Regions from separate parts of the Homo sapiens genome. Here region 2 is linked to region 1. The links are chromatin loops, found by intact Hi-C in ENCODE. Cell type or tissue: Caco-2. All regions are shown on one strand. Each heading gives the region's core, and the rest is flanking DNA. Links, peaks and the distances in the headings are about the cores only.

Evidence for each region. A loop is a pair of places that touch in the nucleus more often than their neighbours do. Peaks named below come from ENCODE experiments on the same cell type or tissue, not always from the same donor. Only the 100,000 strongest peaks of a DNase experiment are listed, where the experiment ranks them.
Region 2: a loop joins it to region 1, with 3 times the contacts of the local background. A loop is called at or near these places in 2 of 110 quality-filtered maps.

The regions. Positions count from the first base shown.
Region 1 is chr9:97,230,006-97,235,377 of GRCh38, forward strand. It overlaps LOC124902224 (a long non-coding RNA gene), which reads left to right. Exons shown (of 3, transcript XR_007061684.1): 2 at 3,197-3,346; 3 at 4,880-5,012. It also overlaps the pseudogene ANKRD18CP and the pseudogene VN1R52P. Among named protein-coding and RNA genes, the nearest start is that of SUGT1P4-STRA6LP-CCDC180, 5.7 kb to the right of the region's middle. RefSeq lists an enhancer at 2,155-2,752. In Caco-2, for the core only: no CTCF peak of the experiment used is centred there; DNase peaks (open chromatin) are centred at 2,546 and 3,246; H3K4me3 peaks cover 934 bases.
Region 2 is chr9:97,384,578-97,389,949 of GRCh38, forward strand. No RefSeq gene overlaps it. Among named protein-coding and RNA genes, the nearest start is that of MIR1302-8, 24 kb to the left of the region's middle. RefSeq lists enhancers at 1,169-1,675, 1,676-2,181, 3,432-3,996, 4,047-4,246, 4,277-4,426. In Caco-2, for the core only: a CTCF peak has its summit at 2,568 (motif pointing right); DNase peaks (open chromatin) are centred at 437, 1,974 and 2,554.

The sequences.
Region 1 (5,372 bases), core at 137-5,136:
CAGATGATCTGCCTGCCTTGGCCTCCCAAAGTGCTGGGATTACAGGCATGAGCCACCGCGCCTGGCCAAAATCAGTTATCAACTAATTTTCAAACATGTAACTAGCAGGGGTCCCAGTAATGGGGGGACCATTATTGCATGCTTTGAAATTTGAGGGTCTCATTCTGCTGATTAATGTCTAGGCAGCAAAAAACAAAACAAAAAGCAGTACAAACCAAAAAAGTCTACGATGCCTATCAGGGAATGTTTAAGGTTTGTACCAGTGTTTTTTTTTTTTTACGGTGTGCTTGACACAGAATTTTGTTTTACTTGCTGGGCAGGCTGTGATCTAATTGCCTAGTTGTGACCAATTTTTCCCTAGATGCATAAATTTTTTTCTGAGACTGGCAGACCACTAAGGGTCACCTTGCCAGCCTGTGTACCAGTTAATTAATCCTTACCCAAGAGACTTTTTCTTCCAAGACTTTTTCCTCCAAGACTGTCCTAATAGTTTATTAATTTTTTTTTTTTTTTTTTTTTTTTTTTTTTTTTTTTTTTTTAGACAGAATCTTGCTCTGTTGCTCAGGCTGCAGTGCAATGGCACAATCTCGGCTTACTGCAACCTCTGCCTCCCAGATTCAAGCAATTCTCCTGCCTCAGCCTCCTGAGGAGCTGGGACTACAGGCGTGCCCACCATGCCCAACTAATTTTTGTATTTTTTCTAGAGAAGGGGTTTTTTGCCATGTTGGCCAGACTGGTCTGGAACTCCTGACCTCAGGTGTTCCACCTGCCTCGGCCTTCCAAAGTGCTGTAATTGCAGGCATGAGCCACCACACCTGGCCCCTAATGGCTTTGAAAGGGTTGACTCATGCCCGCCTTTATAGAAAGTAGATTTTGCTCTCAAGAAACATTTAGGGCCAGGCGCAGTGGCTCATGCATGTAATTTGGGAGGCTGAGGCAGTAGGATCCACTAAGGCTGGGAGATCAGGACTGGCCTGGGCTATATAGTGAGACCCTGTCTCTACAAAATACAAAAAAACAAAAAATTAGCCGGGTGTGCTGGCATGTGCCTGTAGTCCCAGCTGCTGGGGAGGCTGTGGCAAGAGGATCACTTGAGCCCAGGAGGCTGAGGCTACAGTGAACTATGATTGCACCACTGCACTCTTGCTGGGGTGACAGAGCAAGACCCTGTCTAAAAATATGTATATATTTTACACTAGTTCCTTATTAATTTTTAAAATATGATTTTCTGCAGAATCCTGGCAATGTCTTTTTTTAAATCTATGGACATGAACACATAACATTCTCACTGATTCTCTTAACATAATTAATTGTATTAATGGATTTCCAAGTGTTGACTCTCACTTGCATTTCTGGCACAAAAGGCAGTGGATTATGATGTAATGTTTCAATGTGCTGACACAATGGCTTCTAATATTTAAAAGTTTACATTTATATTCACACGTCCTATACTTTTGTAATACATGGCTCAAACCAGGGTAAGATCTCATATCACCTTTATGCACCCTTCCTGAAAACTATTGGGAAGATTGACTAAGACTTGAATAGTTTAGGTAGCGTCAGGTTATCAGTTAGTTTACTAGTAGAATTTCTCTCTGGATCATATGAACTTGGTGCTTCTGTGTATATGAGGGACTCTGATAAATGTCTCTGTTTCTTTTATAAATATTATACAATTTAGAATCTCTATTTCTCTAGGGGTAAATGTTAATAAAATATATATTTATAGAATATATAACATCTACATTTGATTGTTAATTTACATTGGAATGCCCAACATTGTTCCCATTTATTTTTCATATCAGTATTTGACTTCAAGTTGCTGTTTGCACTGTAATCTGTTCACATATCCTTCTCAAGTTCCTCGCATGATCCCATTTCTCTGTTCACAGTGAAATAATAGTTTGGCTCAGGAATCTGAGGATTAACAGAAAATTGGGTTTTCTGTAGGGGACCATCTCAGGAAAGCACAGACTCTAGTAAGACGCGTGTGCTCTGCTGCTAGCCCCTCAGTCTAGACTCACCCCTTCCTGCTCCCTCCCTAGGAGCCCCTTCCTGTTGCCTCCAGGGATTATGGAAAGCAAGAGCCTCTGCCAAACACTCTCATCTTGCTAGAGATGCCCACTAGAATGTGGGGAAAAGAAAGCGAGATCAGACTGTTACTGTGTCTATGTAGAAAGAAGTAGACATAAGAGACTCCATTTTGTTCTGTACTAAGGAAAATTCTTCTGCCTTGAGATGCTGTTAATCTGTAACCCTAGCCCCAACCCTGTGCTCGCAGAGACATGTGCTGTGTTGACTCAAGGTTTAATGGATTTAGGATTATGCAAGATGTGCTTTGTTAAACAAGTGCTTGAAGGCAGTATGCTTGTTAAAAGTCATCACCACTCTCTAATCTCAAGTACCCGGGAACATAATATACTGCGAAGGCTGAAGGCCACAGGGACCTCTGCCTAGGAAAGCCAGGTATTGTCCAAGGTTTCTCCCCATGTGATAGCCTGAGATATGGCCTCATGGGAAGGGAAAGACCTGACCATCCCCCAGCCCGACACCGGTAAAGGGTCTGTGCTGAGGAGGATTAGTGAAAGAGGAAGGCCTCTCTGCAGTTGAGATAAGAGGAAAGCATCTGTCTCCTGCTTGTCCCCGGGCAATGGAATGTCTCGGTGTAAAACCCGATTGTATGTTCCACCTACTGAGATAGGAGAAAACCACCTTAGGGCTGGAGGTGAGACATGCTGGCAGCAATACTGCTCTTTAATGCACTGAGATGTTTGTGTATGTGCACATCAAAGCACAGCACCTTTTTTTAACCTTGTTTATGACACAGAGACCTTTGTTCATGTTTTCCTGCTGACCCTCTCCCCACTATTACCCTATTGTCCTGCCACATCCCCCTCTCCAAGATGGTAGAGGTAATGATCGATAAATACTGAGGGAACTCAGAGACTGGTGCCAGGGCGGGTCCTCCATATGCTGAGCGCCCGTCCCCTGGGCCCACTTTTCTTTCTCTATACTTTGTCTCTGTGTCTCTTTCTTTTCTCAGTTTCTCATTCCACCTGATGAGAAACACCCACAGGTGTGGAGGGGCTGGCCCCCTTCATAGAAAATTGTACTTGTTTTTGGTAATTGGTAACTGGGACAAAGTTTCTTGAAATATCTTTAGCTCCCCAAATATGCACTGTCATTGTTGCCGCAGGTGAAATGCTCATTGCAGTGCTGCAAAAAGGTGAGGTCACAGGACACAAACCCATATCTGAGACCTGGATGCCTTCCTCCACGCACTCACCCACTGGCTGTCCTGAGCATCACCCTGCACCTATTGTCACAGCAACAAGGGAAAAATCAGGTGAGTATTTTCTATTTCAGTCTAGAAGGCATAGCCTGCAAAGGAAGGAAGTGTGCTGGGAGATGGAGCAGGGTCTTTTGTCTGGAAAACGGAATTCTGGGCTAGAAACTAAGTCGGTGCCAACGCAATGCAGGGAAGGGGAAATCATCACTGGGTCGTGGGCTGCACTCGTGGAGAAGGAATGGAGGTCAAGACCATAAACCAGCCCCTAACTGCTTCTCATTTAATGTAATCCTCACTGTTCATCATTGTTGGTTTGAATAAAGTCATGAAATCTTTTTTTTTTTTTTTTTTTGAGACAGGGTCTCATTCTATTTCTCAGGCTGGAGTGAAGTGGTGCAATTGTGGCTCACTGCAGCCTCGAATACCTCAGCTCAAACGATCCTCCCACCTCAGCCTCCTGAGCAGCTGGGACCACAGGCATGTGCCACCACACTCAGCAAACTTAAAAAAAATTTTTGTAGAGACAAGCTCTCCCTATGTTGCTCAGGCTGGTCTCCTGGCCTCAAGCAATCCTCTTGCTTCAGCCTCCCAAAGTGTTGGGATTATAGGCGTGAGCCATCACATCCAGCCTATTTTTAAGTTCTCTAATATAATTTGGAAATTAATTTGCCCGCTGCCCTGTCTTATCTGCATGAACATTTCCAAGATTTGTAGAGGTGTTTCTATGACACCTCCATGCCTGTGATCATGTATAAGATGTAGCTGATTGAATTATCTTATTCTGTTCAGAAATAGTAAATATAGTGTTTTCAACAACTCTGTGCATAGAATATACCAAATGGAGACCATAAGTGTGTCATGACAGAAAAAATCTATTGTCTCTTTATTATGGTGAGACTCTTTTCCCTCATTAAATCAGCAAAGAAAAGTAACTGAATTTAGCTTTTTGTGTTAGAAAAAAACATTATGCTCCTCAGCAGTTTTCAGAATTGCATTATTTTTTATCTTTCCTCTTGTTTAAAAATGTTTTCATGTCATCCCCAGGCTCAGTGCTCATTTTGGGTCAATGTATAATCATTACCTCCAGTTTTTCTTGTGCATAATGGACTTGAGTTTTAATATAGTGAACTGTTCTGACATTGAAATACTATATTTGATATTTTCACATTCTCCAGTCCTCACTTTTTTTTTTCTACACTCATGGTAATTTAGTTTCTCCTCTGCAATGCTTTCCCTCCTACTCGTTTTCCTTCTCCCTTGCTTAGCACACGGTCATTCCATTATGCCCTCCTTCTTGGTTAAGATGGAAAAGAACCTCCTCTTTTAATTCCATTTGTGCATTTAAGAAATTCCATTTGGTTGTATATAATTATTCTTCTAAGATTATGCTAAGATCAGACTATCTATATTTTACTTGGATCTCTGATCACTATAGATGATATTTGCCTATAAAACAAGTATTGGTGTTTTCAATCACAATCAAAAAGAAAAAACTCAAAACGATTCTTTTAAAAACTCACAAGAGGTACAAAAATATTTTTTAAATACATGGATTGTCTTAAAAATTATTTCTCTCTGTTGCTACGACAGCATAGTGGTCAAGTCCATTGTCAGCTTCTGACACTGCCTCTTACAAGGAGGTGACTTTGGAAATGTCATTCAGCCTTCCTGTGCCTGAGATCGCCTCACCTGTCAAATGGGAACAATAAAGCACTTCAAAGAATTGTTGTAAAAGTTCTATGTAAAACACTATTATAGTACTCTTATGCTAGGAATATATATCTATACACACATATATTTTTATAGTGAAACTCTCAGGAAGAGGAAAATGAAGTTTAATAGGAAATTAATGGCTTGAAAACAATGGTAAGTGGGAAAGAGTGGCTTTCAGTTGCCATGGTACGACAGGCCTCTTGTTTCCATGCCAGATCCTCTCACTCTGAATAGGATGATCAGTCATTGAAAAAAGACAAATGGCCTCCAGGGATGTGGCAATAGGAATATGATCTTCTTATCTCAGACCACAGTAGGATTCCTGGGCAATTGCTTTCTTCATCACCATTATAGTTATTTATTTCACCAG
Region 2 (5,372 bases), core at 177-5,176, 150 kb after region 1:
GACCTTGGACCTCAGGAACACAGGACCCCAGACTTCACCTTGGCCAGTATGGGAGTGTGGGGTCTGTCGTTGACAAGGAATAAGTACCCTTATCCTGGCAAACCAGAGCTCACCTGTGGTTCATCAGGCTCCAGCCAGGAAGGAATGGCCAGGATGTGCCTGACAGAGAGGCTGGGAGTCTTCTAGGGAATTTCCGCCTTGAAAGGAATTATACCAGGAATTGCAGGGATGCTGGAAATCCTAGATCTTAGGTAGTAGCAATGTTTATGCAATGAGGCCCAGCTGCAGCCTTAAAAATTGCATTGCAAAATCTTTCCCCCTGGATAAGAAACCAGCAAGAAAAGAAGTGCTAAGGTCAAAGACAGAATCCCAGGAGGAGTCAAATCTAAGGTCAAGGGTCACTCACGGCTCTCCTGGAAGTGAACTGAAGATGCAATGTCCAGCCTGCCCTAAGTCCATTTGCAAATAATCCTCCTTTGGCCTTATCCTTTCCACATTACACATTTGGATCTTTTTACACTCCCCCCGCCCCAACACATACACACATACACACTTAGTACTGATGCAATTCCAGTGTTTGAACAAGAAAACTACAAGTCCCTAATAGTTGATCAAAGGAAACCTCAGTAAGCAAATCAACATGTTCCCTCTTCCTCCAAAGCAGTAGAAAGGTAGCCACTGTCTTGGGTCAGGAAATGGTCCCTGGAAGGGTATTTTTAAAGACACCCAGATTCCCAAGGGTGCTGCTATGCCGTGTGAAAGCCCCTTCAGCTGCTAACCTGGGAGTTCTGAGGGGCTGTCTCTGCTTCTTGCCCAAGCTGACGATACAGAAGTGAACATGGGCCCTGAGGAAGTCCTACTTTTCTCCCATCTCCCTTCTCCTGCAGTCAACACACAGGCACCCCTGCAAGATGCCTCATCTCTAGGAGGGATATGAGAGCCTGTATCTCCAATTAACACAGGAAGTGAAAGAACAAAACCACAGCTCCTAGGCTGTAACAGAAACAGGATTTTAATACAGTATTCATCTCTATTGTATCCATTTTTATAGTAAATAAATTTTGCCCCTCTTCAAAGCAGCCAGGGCTGGGGGAGAGCTCTTAGGGAGCGGGGACAGGAGTGTCTCATGTTCTCCTGGGCTTCAAGGGATCCCAGAAAAAGACTCACCTTGCTGTCCTTCTCATCTGGGCTGGAGGAGCCGGCCCAGGGTCCCTGGGGGGCCCAGCTGTGCCCTGCTGCGTACGTAGGGGTCACAGTTGAGCGTGCCTCGTGTCTGTCCAGCCACTGGTCCAGGGCTCTGCTCTGGGGGCCTGGTGGCTGGATGGGAGGGCAGGATGACCTGGAGGGGACTACCCCAGGGTCTCAGACTACCCTGCCACCCACTCTCACTCTGTGCTCCGGGCACTGTGCTGCGTGCTTGGTGTCCCGGTCCCGAGAGTGATCATTTAGCATCAGCCCATTTCATAGAGGAGGAAAGCGAGGCCCTGAGAGGTGAGGTGCCCTGCCCCAGCCACAGGGCTGTTCAGTGATGGAGCCGGGAGCCCAGTGCCAGCTGTCCGACACTCCAAACCCACACTTAGCCCAAAGCTGCACTGAGCCCTGGGACAGTCCGCCCAGTACACCAGGTCACTCACAGGCACCTGAGCTTGACTGTGGCCTTTTCTCCTTGGCATTGAGGCCGTTGCTGGCTGACTCAGGTGGTGGTTCTGACTGGCAGGACTGCTTATAGCTACAGGACAGGGTGGCAGCCCTGAGACTACCTGGAGCCACACCTCAGCTCTCCCTCCCAATGCCTGCCCAGCACCTGCAGTCTGGATGGCCCAGCTGTCACCACATACTAGAGGATGACTCTGACCAGGAGCCATAGCTTCAGGCTTCCTGCTACTGGCCACCAGAGAGAGTCGACCCCTGCCCTCACCCAAGTCCTTCCCCAGCCTGATCTCTCATCCTCACTGAGCTGCTCCATGGTCTGGAACCAGGTTCCAAAGTCCTCAGGTGGAAATTATCTGCAGCCACCTGAGGCAGCTGCAGCTCCCTAATTACTGTGCATTCCTGGTGCCAGAGGGAAGAACAGCAGGGTGACAGGGCCCGGTGGGGGGTGCTGGAGGAGCCCTGGTGGGGGTGTGGAGTGGGGCTAAGGGTCTTGGCCTCTCTAGGTCTTTGCTTTTAAGAGGCTCCCACCTCCACTCCAATCCCATCCAGTCCCTACTTGTTCTCAGAGTTGGGTTCAAACAGTCCCTCCTCCAGGAAGTTGTCCTTGATTCCAGCGCCTACCCCCACCCTCCAGTGGGATGGTTCCTCCTCTGCTCTGTATCAAGCCCTCCCAATGAGTCTAAGATGTAGGGGATGGGTCCAGGGAGTGTCTGGCAGGCGGGGAGTCTCCGACTTCCACGCCCCCAGCCTCCCGCAGTGAATGCCACAGCTGCTTACCTAACTCCTTTCCTGGAAGTTGATCAGATTTGCCTGGAAGTCACACAGCCAAAGCCCATCAAAAAGTCCCTGGCCCCTGACCACCTCCCGACCACATTCCTCTCACGTTGCAGTACCAACAGGGTCCACCAGGGGGCAGGGCGTGCATACAAAATGGGACTTGAACCTGGGTCAGACTAGGCTCCAGAGGAGGCGGTCACGGCAGCGGAGGCTCAGGGACTTTAGAGCCCAGCCCTCTCTGATGACAGACAGGGAAACCGAGGCATCGAGCTGGAAGGGATTGTTCACCTACTCCCGTGCTCTCTAACTTCACTCTCCTGCCACCATGGACAGCGCCCGAGGGAGCGTCTGACTCCAGCGCAGCTACAATCTCCTGCAGCTGGGCAGCGAGGCAGCTGGGCCGCTTCACTACACGGGGAACGGGGTCTGGCGGCTCCGTGGAGCCTCCGTTCCCCTCATCAATACGGTGGGCGCGACGCCCGGCTCACAGGGGAAGTGTGAGGACCGCCTAAGAGGAGGTTTGCCGAGAGCTCAAGACTCGGTGAGGGGCTCTCTCCTCCCAAGCTCAGGACCCTGGCCCCGCCCTGCCCCTCCCCAGCCTCAATCGCATCTGGATAATCCTTCATCGCAGTGCCCAGCATCACCAGGTCAGATGGAATGGGCCAAGGAGGGGTCGGACCCTGTGCCCATGGGGTGGGGTGTTGATGAGCACTGGCTCTCCGGTACCGCCCTCGGGTTGATCAGATCAAACAATCTGCAGCCACCTGGGGCAGCTGCAGCTCCCTAATTACCTAATCAAATCCCTCACACTCAGCCTCCCGGACCCACCCAGGCCTCCCACGTGGAGCAGCCAAGATTTGCCCCCACCCAAAACCCGTCCCCACACCTCTCTGCGTCTAGCAAACTCGCTGTAGCCACTCCTACAGCCGGCTTTGGCAATCACAAAGGTTGTGAGGGGCCAGCCCTGGTTCTCCCTGCTCCTCTCCAACCCACCATCTCCACCCTCTGCGCCAGCCCAGCTCTCCCTGACCCTTGCTCTGGCCACTTCTGTTGGAGGCATTTCAGGCACTGCTGGAGAAGCAAGGCCCCCTCCTCTCTTGATGTGAGGCCTACGCTGGGAGGGAGGAGTCCTGCCCTCTGACTCCCAGGAGTTTCTCCCACCCCACCTGCAGCTGCTGCCTCTTCTGGGCTCTCTGGGGCTCCATCTCCAGGGTGGCCACCCTGAAGGTCCCCTCCTGCCAGGGTCGAGGGCAAGGTCAGTGAGGATATCCTCTTCACCCCTTTATTCTCCCAGCCCCCTGACCCTGGGGCCCTGGACACCTGGCCAGATCAGCTGGTACTAGTACTACTGCCACCACTTCTGGGGCGCTTTGATTCCAGCTTCACTCCCTTGGCCTCCCTGAACCTGTGTGTTTCCTCCTCTGGGAAAGTGCGGCAGGAACTCCACCTGCCTCACAGGCTCTCCTGAGCACCTGGTTCCTAGCACTCACAGCATTGTTCCTGCCATCACACCCCTCCCCCAGGGCAGAGCCAGGCACAAAGCCCTCCACATTCCTCTCCATTGTCACCATGTGAGTCCTGCACCACAGGGCCATCATCCCTCCACTTTTCAGATGAGAAAACAGAGGCCAAAGAGGAGAGTGACTTGCCCAGGGCCCCATAGGAGAGGCCAGCTTCCTCCTCCTAGCTGGAGGCCCCATCCCAGCTGCCTTCACCATGCCCCTCAGCACCACTGCTGACCAGGGTCCCATCCTCTGGGCTCTCGATGTGTGTCCAGGCCCCCAGCCAGGCCCAGCCGTGGTGGGAGAAGACAGGGTAGTCCCAGGAGGCCCAAATGAGTGGCTCCTGCCTGCCTCAGCCACAGGATTCTCTGCCCCAAAGGCTGGGCTGAGGCCATGCAAAGGCTCCACCTCCCCAGGGAAACCCCCAGGAAGTTCCCCTGCACAGAACACTTTCTTCCTCCACTCAGGAAGGGGGACTCCGAGGTGCTATCTCTAATTGACAGGCTAGGGGTGCCCAGGGTGATGGGTGAGGCCACTTTGCTTCCTCTTTTGTGTGGATGCTTGTGAAATCCTCTCAGGAAGTAGCCACCGGGGATCCATTAGTCCCCATATACTCCTCATAAACCATCTGGGATATGTGTCATTGCAAATGAGGCATCAGGGCCGGAATCTGTGACTGATCAGCAGTGCCTGCTATGGTGCCAGAGAGGGCAGTTGCAGAGTGCACATACCTGTCCTCTACTCTAGCCATTTGGACCCATGGCTGGGCAGCCTTTTTGACTACCTGGCCTATGGGATTCCTCGGCAGTGCCCATCCCTGGTGCAGGCAGGGAGCCCCCTCCCCTTGGAGCTGCAGTCCAGACAGAAGAGCAGCTGGAGGCCAGCTTCCTGAGGACCCTCTACCTTCCCCATCTGCCAACAGCCTGGAGGGGGCTACCAGCCAGTGCGATGGGCCAGCCAGGGACCCAAGCCAGGGACCTGCTCAATCTGCCACCTCATCAAGCCCTCCTGGCTCAGCACAGCACAGCCACCACTATGACCCATTGCTGGGACCTCCTGCTCTCTGAAGTGCCCCCCACCCCCACCCCGCCTGCCCATGGACCAGAGGGGTCCCTCTGCTATGAATCCAGAAAAGATGCTATGAATCCAGAAAAGATGGAGACTGAAGATTTTCAAAGAAACTCTCAATAAGAAACTGAAAAACCACACCCTGTCCAGTCCTTCCACCCTCTCAGTTCCCTCCCTCCCAAAGGCTTGCCCCCATCTCCTCCTCCACTTTGCCATGGTGAGCAGAACCCTGCACAGTGCACTATCTTACACACCTTGGAAATTTCTGGGACTGTTCCTGTGCAGAGGGGAAAGAAGGAAGGAGAAATTTGGGAATCACGGGGAGGGGTATGAGTGCAAATCCCATTTACTTAAGAAGTCACAGACCCAAAC